Regions from separate parts of the Homo sapiens genome. Here region 2 is linked to region 1. Evidence: read pairs that join two places in POLR2A ChIA-PET (ENCODE). Cell type or tissue: MCF 10A. All regions are shown on one strand. Links, peaks and the distances in the headings refer to the core of each region. The heading gives the core; the rest is flanking DNA.

Region 1 (4,398 bases), core at 328-4,327:
ATGTGGGGTTTTGTAGACTGTGGATCCCAAACTTTGCAGTATTAGCCAAGCCTTTGTATGAGGTCACAAAGGGGGCGGGGACCGGAACCTTTGGAATGGGGATCCAAGAACAGCAAGTCTTTCATGACTTAAAGGAAAAACTTCTGGCAGCCCCAGCCCTGGGGCTACCCGATCTGACAAAGCCTTTTCCATTGTATGCGTTAGAGAGAGAAAAGATGGCAGCTGGACTTTTAACCCAAACTGTGGGGCCCTGGCTGAGGCCGGTGGCCTACGTCTCTGAACAACTAGACAGGGTTTCTGAAGGATGGCTCCCCTGTTTGAGGCCTTGGCAGCAACTGCCCTGCTAGTACAAGAAGCAAATAAGCTGACTCTTGGGCAAAACCTGAACATAAAGGCCCCCCATTTTGTGGTGGCTGAGAGCCATCCCCTTTTCCCCCCCTGGATCTTGGGACCCCCATTGCCGGGGAGGCACCACCCGTGAGAGTGCTGGGATTACAGACGTAAGCCACCGCGCCTGGCCAATAAATGTTAGCTTTTTAATAATGTATCTCTGGTAGTTGCCTGCTTCACTAGCCCTACACACACACACACACACGTGCACCTGTGCAATTTTCCCTGGTCAGCATTGATGACAGTGAATAAGAAGAATAGATATACATTGTTTCATGAACCTTTGCAGTGTTTGAGGTTTTATAAAGGCACAGGTCCAGTTATACAGACTTGTGCCATCAAACTTGTGCAGCTTTAAATGAGTATTTTTTTTTTTGGCTGGGAGTGGTGGCTCATGCCTGTAATCCCAGAACTTTGGGAAGCTAAGGCAGGAAGATTGCTTGAGCCCAGGAGTTTGAGACCAGCCTGAGCAATGCAGTGAGATCCCATCCCTAAAAAATAATAATTTTTAAAATAAGAACAATTAATTTAAAAAAATAAAATGAGTGTTTTTAAAATTGTATTTTTAAATTGACAATAATTGTACACATTCATGGGGTACATAGTGGTGTTTCCATATACATAATGTATAGGGATTAGATCACATTAATTAGCATATTTATCATCTCAAGAGTATTCTTTTTAATGTGTCCTTTCCTCAAAGAGGAAATCAATATTCTGCTTGCTGGGGAGGGGGAAAGAGGCAGTTGCTATTTATTCTGTGCCCACTGATTTTTTCCCTAATCTAAATGAAAATAATAAACCACATAATCTGTTTGAACCACAAAGATTCTTCCTTATAATATTGTTCCCTTCTCCCTCTGTCATTGCCATAAAAAGCTTGTTCCTTGCCATCTGAATTCTCATAAAGCCCAGCTGGCCTTTGTCCTAACGCAGCAGATCTCAGCTTATTTCCCTTTCAGTGAATCAGATAACATCATCCTTTTTTACTGACTTTCGTACTTAGATTTATGAGTGACTTGGCAATGTGGTAATGTCTACCAATGAATGTCTTTTTTTTTTTTTTTTTAACCAAGAGGCATTTGTAAAAGCAGCTAAATATAGTAATTGCTGGATTCATTTTTCCCTGCTTCCACATACTTTTAGCCAAGGAACTGTGCACTGTCAAGGGCATTGAGCAATAGACAGTATAATGATATGCCTATATGACCTATTTATTTAGAATATTTAGAATCTCTAAACTTCAGTTTGTTCATTTGTAAAGTCTGCATAAGAGTATCCACTTCAATAGTATAATTATAAAAATTAAAATAGCTAGTATGAATATTTAGTATGGAGCTAATTTTGCTTTAAACTACTGATTATCTTTCAAAGATATCTAAATAATAAGAAAGAAAGTCTTCCTATTCACCTATATGGAACCATGGATTGCTGGACCGGCATGGTGGCTCACACCAGTAATCTTAGCACTTTGGGAGGCTGAGGCAGGAGGATCACTTGAGCCCAGGAGTTCGAGACCAGGCTAGGCAACATAGAGAGACACCATCTCAAAAAAAAGAAAAGAAAAGGAAAAATAAAACCATGTATTTACCCATGGAGTCACCATTTCCAGTGCTGTCATTCATAGGTGAGGATGATGCAATTGACCCATTAAAAGACAAGGGCTTGGGGCCGGGCGCGGTGGGTGACTCACGCTTGTAATCCCAGCATTCTGGGAGGCCGAGGCAGCCGGATCACGAGGTCAGGAGATCGAGACCATCCTGACTAACACAGTGAAACCCCATCTCTACTAAAACAATATAAAAAATTAGCTGGGCGTAGTGGCGGGCACCTGTAGTCCCAGCTACTCGGGAGGCTAAGGCAGGAGAATGGCGTGAACCTGGGAGGCAGAGCTTGCAGTAAGCCGAGATCGCGCCACTGCCCTCCAGGCTAAAAACAAAACAAAAAAAAGACAAGGGCTTGGGCCGGGCCTGTAATCCCAGCACTTTGGGAGGCCGAGGCAGGCAGATCACAAGGTCAGGAGATCGAGACCATCCTGCTTAACGTGGTGAAACCCCGTCTCTACTAAAATTACAAAAAATTAGCTGGGCGTGGTGGCGGGTGCCTGTAATCCCAGCTACTCATGAGGCTGAGGCAGGAGAATCACTTGAACCCGGGAAGCAGAGGTTGCAGTGAGCAGAGATCGTGCCACTGCACTCCAGCCTGGGTGACAGAGTGAGACTCCGTTTCAAAAAAAAAAAAAAAGAAAAGAAAAGACAAGGTCTTCAGGCCGGGTGTGGTGGCTCATGCCTGTAATCTCAGCACTTTGGGAAGCTGAGGTGGGTAGATCACCTGAGGCCCAGAGTTCGAGACCAGGCTGGCCAACATGGTGAAACCCTGTCTCTACTAAAAATACAAAAATTAGCCAGGTGTGGTGGCGGCACCTGTGATCCCAACTACTTGGGAAGCTGAGGCAGGAGAATTGCTTGAACCTTGGAGTTGGAGACTGCAGTGAGCCGAGATCACACCACTGCACTCCATCCAGCCTGGGCAACAAAGTGAGACTCTGTCTCAAAAAAAAAAAAAAAAAAAAAAGACAACGACTTCAAGCTGCTTCACCAGCAGTTATCTGTGTCTTTTGTTTTAGGGACAGCTCTGCAGATTTGGGGTAGCATGTGGCCAGGGAACCAAAGTAAATAGTTTGCAAAATGATCAAATTTGTCTTCCTGACATTATCAACGTCTAATTTAATGTTCATCTTTTGGTAATGTTCCAGAAAATAGATTAGACACTTTGGGAGTGATAGCAATTCTTAAACAACATTTTTTTTTCTATACTAAATATAATATGTGCATTGTACAATAGTTGGGATGGAAAAATATTCTAAATGTCTAAATCATATATAATCCTAAAACTTATAACCATTATTAATATTTTGGTATATTTTCTTTTAGTCTTTTTTGCATATATGGATGCACAGTATATATGTTACACATACGCATATTAAAAAAATCATCTTATCAAATATCTAGCTTTTAGAAACAACATTATAGCATCAGCAGCTTTATAATCACTAAATGTCTTTCAAAAAACCTGATTTTGAATGACTGTGTAATAGTCCATAATATGGCTGATCCACAATTTATTTAACCAACACTCACTGCTTAATAAAATTACCATTCCACCACATATGCCAGGGGTACGATTCACTTTTTATACAAAAGAGTGGGCCAAGTTCTATTTATATAGTTGGAAACCAAGGGATACATTAATGGTTTAGATACTAGAAGTGTCAGATGTATAAAGAATGACAGCAAATAACTTTAGTCTCCATTTCTATCGTGACCTTTAAAATTTGGCTTTGTGAAAGGAAAATAAATCTTGGAACCCCAACATCACTAAGCCAAAGGAAAAAGCCAAGCTGGGAACTGTGTCATGCAAACCTGCCTCCCATTTTATTCCTAAATAAGACAGCTACAAAGATTTATTTATTTATTTATTTATTTATTTATTTATTTATTTATTTTAAGATGGAGTCTCGTTCTGTCACCCAGGCTGGAGTGCAGTGGCATAATCTCAGCTCACTGCAACCTCTGCATCCCAGGTTCAAGCGATTCTCCTGCCTCAGCCTCCCGAGTAGCTGGGACTACAGGCGCCTGCCACCATGTCTGGCTAATTTTTTGTATTTTTAGTAGAGACAGGGTTTCACCTTGTTGGCCAGGCTGGTCTTGAACTCCTGATCTCAAGTGATCTGCTCACCTTGGCCTCCCAGTGTGCTAGGATTACAGATGTGAGCCATCCCACCCGGCCCAAAGATTTTTTTTTTGTTTTTTTTTGAGATGGAGTTTCACTCTTGTTGCCCACGCTGGAGTCCAATGGCACAATATCCACTCACGGCAACCTACGCCTCCTGGGTTCAAGCAATTCTCCTGCCTCAGCCTCCTGAGTAGCTGGGATGACAGGCACGCACCACCACGCCTGGCTAATTTTTGGGTTTTTAGTAGAGACAGGGCTTTGCCATGTTGGCCA
Region 2 (4,398 bases), core at 306-4,305, 120 kb before region 1:
TTTAATGCCTTTTCTTATTTAAAAACAAAACTAGTAACCCCAGCACTTTGGGAGGCTGAGGCAGGCGGATCACCTGAGGTCGGGAGTTTAAGACCAGCCTGGCCAACATGGTGAAACCTTGTCTCTACTAAAAATAACAAAAATTAGCCAGGTGTGATGGCACATGTCTGTAATCCCACCTACTTGGGAGGGTGAGGCACGAGAATCGCTTGAACCTGGGAGGCAGAGGCTGCAGTGAGCCAAGACTGTACCACTGCACGCCAAACTGGGTGACAGAGCTAGACTCTGTCTTAAAACAAAACCAAAAACAACAAAAAAAACTATACTTTAAATCTCTACCTATATCCATCGGTATGTCCTTAGGATAAACTTCCAAAAGTACAATTTTTGAAGACCATGGTTCCACTTGGTTAGACATGCCTCCCTATAAGGGGTTTTAAAAGGCCCCTGGTATACTCATGGTCATATCCACTTTATTCACAATAGCCAAGGAGGGGAAGCAACCCTAGTGTCCATGGATGAATAGATGGATTAAAAAAATGTAGTATATACATACAATGAAATATTATTCAAACTTAAGAAGGAAGGAAATTCTGGCTGGGCGCGGTGGCTCATGCCTGTAATCCCAGCACTTTGGGAGGCCGAGGCGGGCAGATCACGAGGTCAGGAGATCGAGACCATCCTGGCTAACATGATGAAACCCTGTCTCTACTAAAAACACACAAAAAATTAGCCGGATGTGGTTGCGGGCGCCTGTAGTCCCAGCTACTTGGGAGGCTGAGGCAGGAGACTGGCGTGAACCCGGGAGGCGGAGCTTGCAGTGAGCCGAGATCGCGCCACTGCACTCCAGCCTGGGCGACAGAAGGAGACTCCGTCTCAAAAAAAAAGAAGGAAGGAAATTCTGACACATGCTACAACATGAATGAACCTTGAGGACTTTATGCTAAGTCAAACAAGCCAGTCACAAAAAGACAAATACTGTAAGATTCCTCTTATATAAGGCATGTGTGTGGGCAAAATCATGGAGACAGAAAGTAGAATAGTGGCTGCCAGGAGTTAGGCTAAGAGGAAGAGGGAATGGGGAGTTGTTAAATGATACAGAGTTTTAGTTTTGCAAGATGAAAAGAGTTTGGGGGCTGCATGGTGGTGATGATTGCATAACGATGTTAATACTTTAATGCCACTGAAGTGTATTCTAAAAATGGTTAAGATGGTAAATTTTATATGTATTTACCACAATTTAATGATAACAATAATAATAATAAAAAGGTCACTGGCTAGAGTTGTTCATCCTCCAACTAAACCATTCTTCTTAATGAGTTAAATTCTCCATTATACGGTTAGGCTGTGTCCCCACCCAAATCTCATCTTGAACTGTAGCTCCCATAATTCCCACATGTCATGGAAGGAGCCTGGTGGGAGGTAATTGAATCATGAGGCACGTCTTTCCTGTGTTGTTCTCATGGTAGTGAATAAGTCTCACGAGATTTGATTTTTTTTTTTTTTTTGAGACGGAATCTCGTTCTGTCTCTAGGCTGGAGTTCAGTGGTGCGATCTTGATTCACTGCAACCTCTGCCTCCCAGGTTCAAGCGATTCTCCTGCCTCAGCCTCCCAAGTAGCTGGGACTACAGGCATGCAGCACCACGCCTAGCTAATTTTTGTAATTTTAGTAGAGACAGAGTTTCACCATGTTGGCCAGGATGGTCTCGATCTCTTGACCTCGTGATCCACCCACCTCGGCCTCCCAAAGTACTGGGATTACAGGTGTGAGCCACCGTGCCTGGCTGATCTGATGGCTTTATAAAGGAGAGTTCCCCTGCAAATGCTCTCTCTTTGCCTGCCACCATGTAAGACGTGCTTTTGCTCCTTGTTCACTTTCTACCATGATTGTGAGGCCTCCCCAGCTATGCAAAACTGTGAGTCAATTAAACCTCTTTCCTTTATAAATTACCCAATCTCTGGTATGACTTTATTAGCTACTTGAGAACAGACTAATGCATCCCACTATTGGCTTAGTAATTCAAAGAGATGGCATGATTTCCCAAGGAAAGCCATGAGGTCATCACTGTGCTAAGAAGCCCTGTGTAATGGGGGAGCCAGATGCAGGAGGCACTAATAGGATTAGCAGATGTATGGAGGGAAGGCAGCCTGTCCCAGCTGAGAATAGTACCTGTTAGCAAACCTACAGGTCTTCAACAGCTTCTTGATATGGAAGAGCTGCTCCTGAATTTCCTAATGGGAGAAACCAAACACGGGGAAAAGTTAAATGTAATAAATGACACGGGAAAAGTGCAAGTCAAATTTAAATGTTATTTCTAAGCTTGAAATGCTGCACTTGTATAAAACAAACCTTGAAAGCAAACCGCCTATACAGCAAGCCTTCACAACTGAGTCTGCTGATCCACAAAGTGTGCCCTGGATGGATCCAGGTTTTGTAGAACCTAAAACTTACAGAACTTTGGGGCCTTCTTCAAGAAAAACATAATACTAAGTATAAGATTCAGTGTGGGGCCTTGGAAAGAGCCTGTGCAGGAGAGGGGCTCCAAAGTGTAAGCTTCACTAATTTTTTTTTTTTTTTTGAGACAGGGTCTTGCTCTGTCACCCAGGCTGGAGTGCAGTAGTGCAATCTCGGCTTGCTGCAACCTCCACCTCCCGGGTTCAAGCGATTCTCCTGCCTCAGCCTCTCGAGTAGCTGGGATTACAGGCGTGTGCTACTATACCTGACTAATTTTTTTTTTTTTAATTTCTAGTAGAGATGGGATTTCACCATGTTGGCCAGGCTAGTCTCGAACTCCTGACCTCAGGCAATCCGCCCACCTTGGCCTCTCAAAGTGCTGGGATTACAGGTGTGAGCCCCTGCGCCCAGCCGCTTCACTCGCTTTATGATCCATTTGCCTCTTAGAGGATGTATCTGTGGGTTCCCCAAGCTAGTGTGATGTGCATTTCCTGCCACAGGACACTTCCAATGAGAGGGATGGGGTTGGGGCTGCGGCTCACCTTCACTCTGTCCAGCTCCTTGGCTTTCGCATACAGGCTTTGGCCGATGCTCAGCAAATTGAAAATGGGCTGGTGCCATATGCTGTCGAGCAGCTGTTTGGAGAAATTGCTGACGTAGTACTTCTTGAAGTCCCACATCATCAGGATTCGGGCAGGGATGCACGACTCTGCATATGAGTGGCAGCAGTCACAGAAATACTTCCCTAGGTATTCGCAGTACCGGAGCCGCTTCACAAACTCTGCCAAGCATACCGGAGGGTGAGTGCCACACCTGGTGCTGAAAACCTATCCTGGTATACCCCGACTTCCAATTCCTACGCAAGATTCAAAGACTCTGATGACTTGTTTCATGATGATAAAGCCATACTCAACCTCATGACAGCTGGGAAGGCTCCAGCAGAGACTTGGGGAATTAAATCATGGCCATTCATGAGCTCTGCTCTTGTGGAACAGACGTCAGAAAAACAAAACCTTCCCAAAATACTCCTGGATTTGGAAGATGGAAATTGCAAACTGCAGTGTAGCAAAAGGAACATTCATTTTAGGATCTGGAAATCTGGGTGGGAGTCCAGACTCCTCTCACTAGCAGGAAGACTGAAGGCAGGTTAGGCTAACTATTCTGAGACCACAAAATGCAACTCAGAACTGGATCGAGTGTTATTACACATAGGAAAAGTGCTTTATAAATTGTGAAGCAGTATATATACAATGTTAGGAAGCAGCATCATAAAGACCTTGATAAATCAATGAGAAAAAAATACAAAAATGCACAAAGGATGGGAATAGGTAATTCACGGAAAGAAGAAATGCAGATAACTAACAGAGAAAAACAATCTCAGAAACAAAAAAATGCATATTTTAAAAGTGAGGCTGAGCACAGTGGCTTGTACCAGTAATCCTAGCACTTTGGGAGGCCAAGATGGGAGGACTGCTTGAGCCCAGGAGTTCAAGACCAGCGTGGGCAACATAGTGGGACCCCATCTCCACAGAAAAAAAAAAAAAATTAGCCAGGCAATGTGGTGTGTGCCTGTGGTCCTAGCTACTTGGGAGGCTAAGGCAGGAGGATTGCTTGAAGGTGGAGGCTACAGTGAGCCATCATCATGTCACTGCATTCCATCCAGCCTGGGCAACAGAGCGAGACCCTGTCACAAATTGATGACAAATAATAAAATTAAATTGAAATGAAATGAAAGAAAAGAAAAGTGAGATACTCTGTTTTGACTCAGCCTGTCATAAATTTAGAAGACCCAGAACTGGTGCAGTATCTAGAGGAGGGCACTTACGTCTAGCACTGATAGAACTAATTTGTAGGAAGACATTTTTGTGATAGACTTCAATTCTCACATGTGTAACAGTAATCCTGCTTCTGTTACTCCATCAGACAGAAGTGCTAACAGGCA

Evidence for each region. Peaks named below come from ENCODE experiments on the same cell type or tissue, not always from the same donor. Only the 100,000 strongest peaks of a DNase experiment are listed, where the experiment ranks them.
Region 2: POLR2A ChIA-PET joins it to region 1 with 5 read pairs; 4 of 35 experiments call an interaction of 5 or more read pairs at or near these places.

Annotation. Positions count from the first base shown.
Region 1 is chr13:46,467,854-46,472,251 of GRCh38, forward strand. No RefSeq gene overlaps it. Among named protein-coding and RNA genes, the nearest start is that of LINC01198, 3.3 kb to the left of the region's middle. In MCF 10A, for the core only: no CTCF peak of the experiment used is centred there; a DNase peak (open chromatin) is centred at 2,048.
Region 2 is chr13:46,347,115-46,351,512 of GRCh38, forward strand. RUBCNL (rubicon like autophagy enhancer) reads right to left here. Exons shown (of 15, transcript NM_025113.5): 11 at 2,999-3,237; 12 at 2,172-2,233. Among named protein-coding and RNA genes, the nearest start is that of RUBCNL, 38 kb to the right of the region's middle. In MCF 10A, for the core only: no CTCF peak of the experiment used is centred there; no DNase peak of the experiment used is centred there.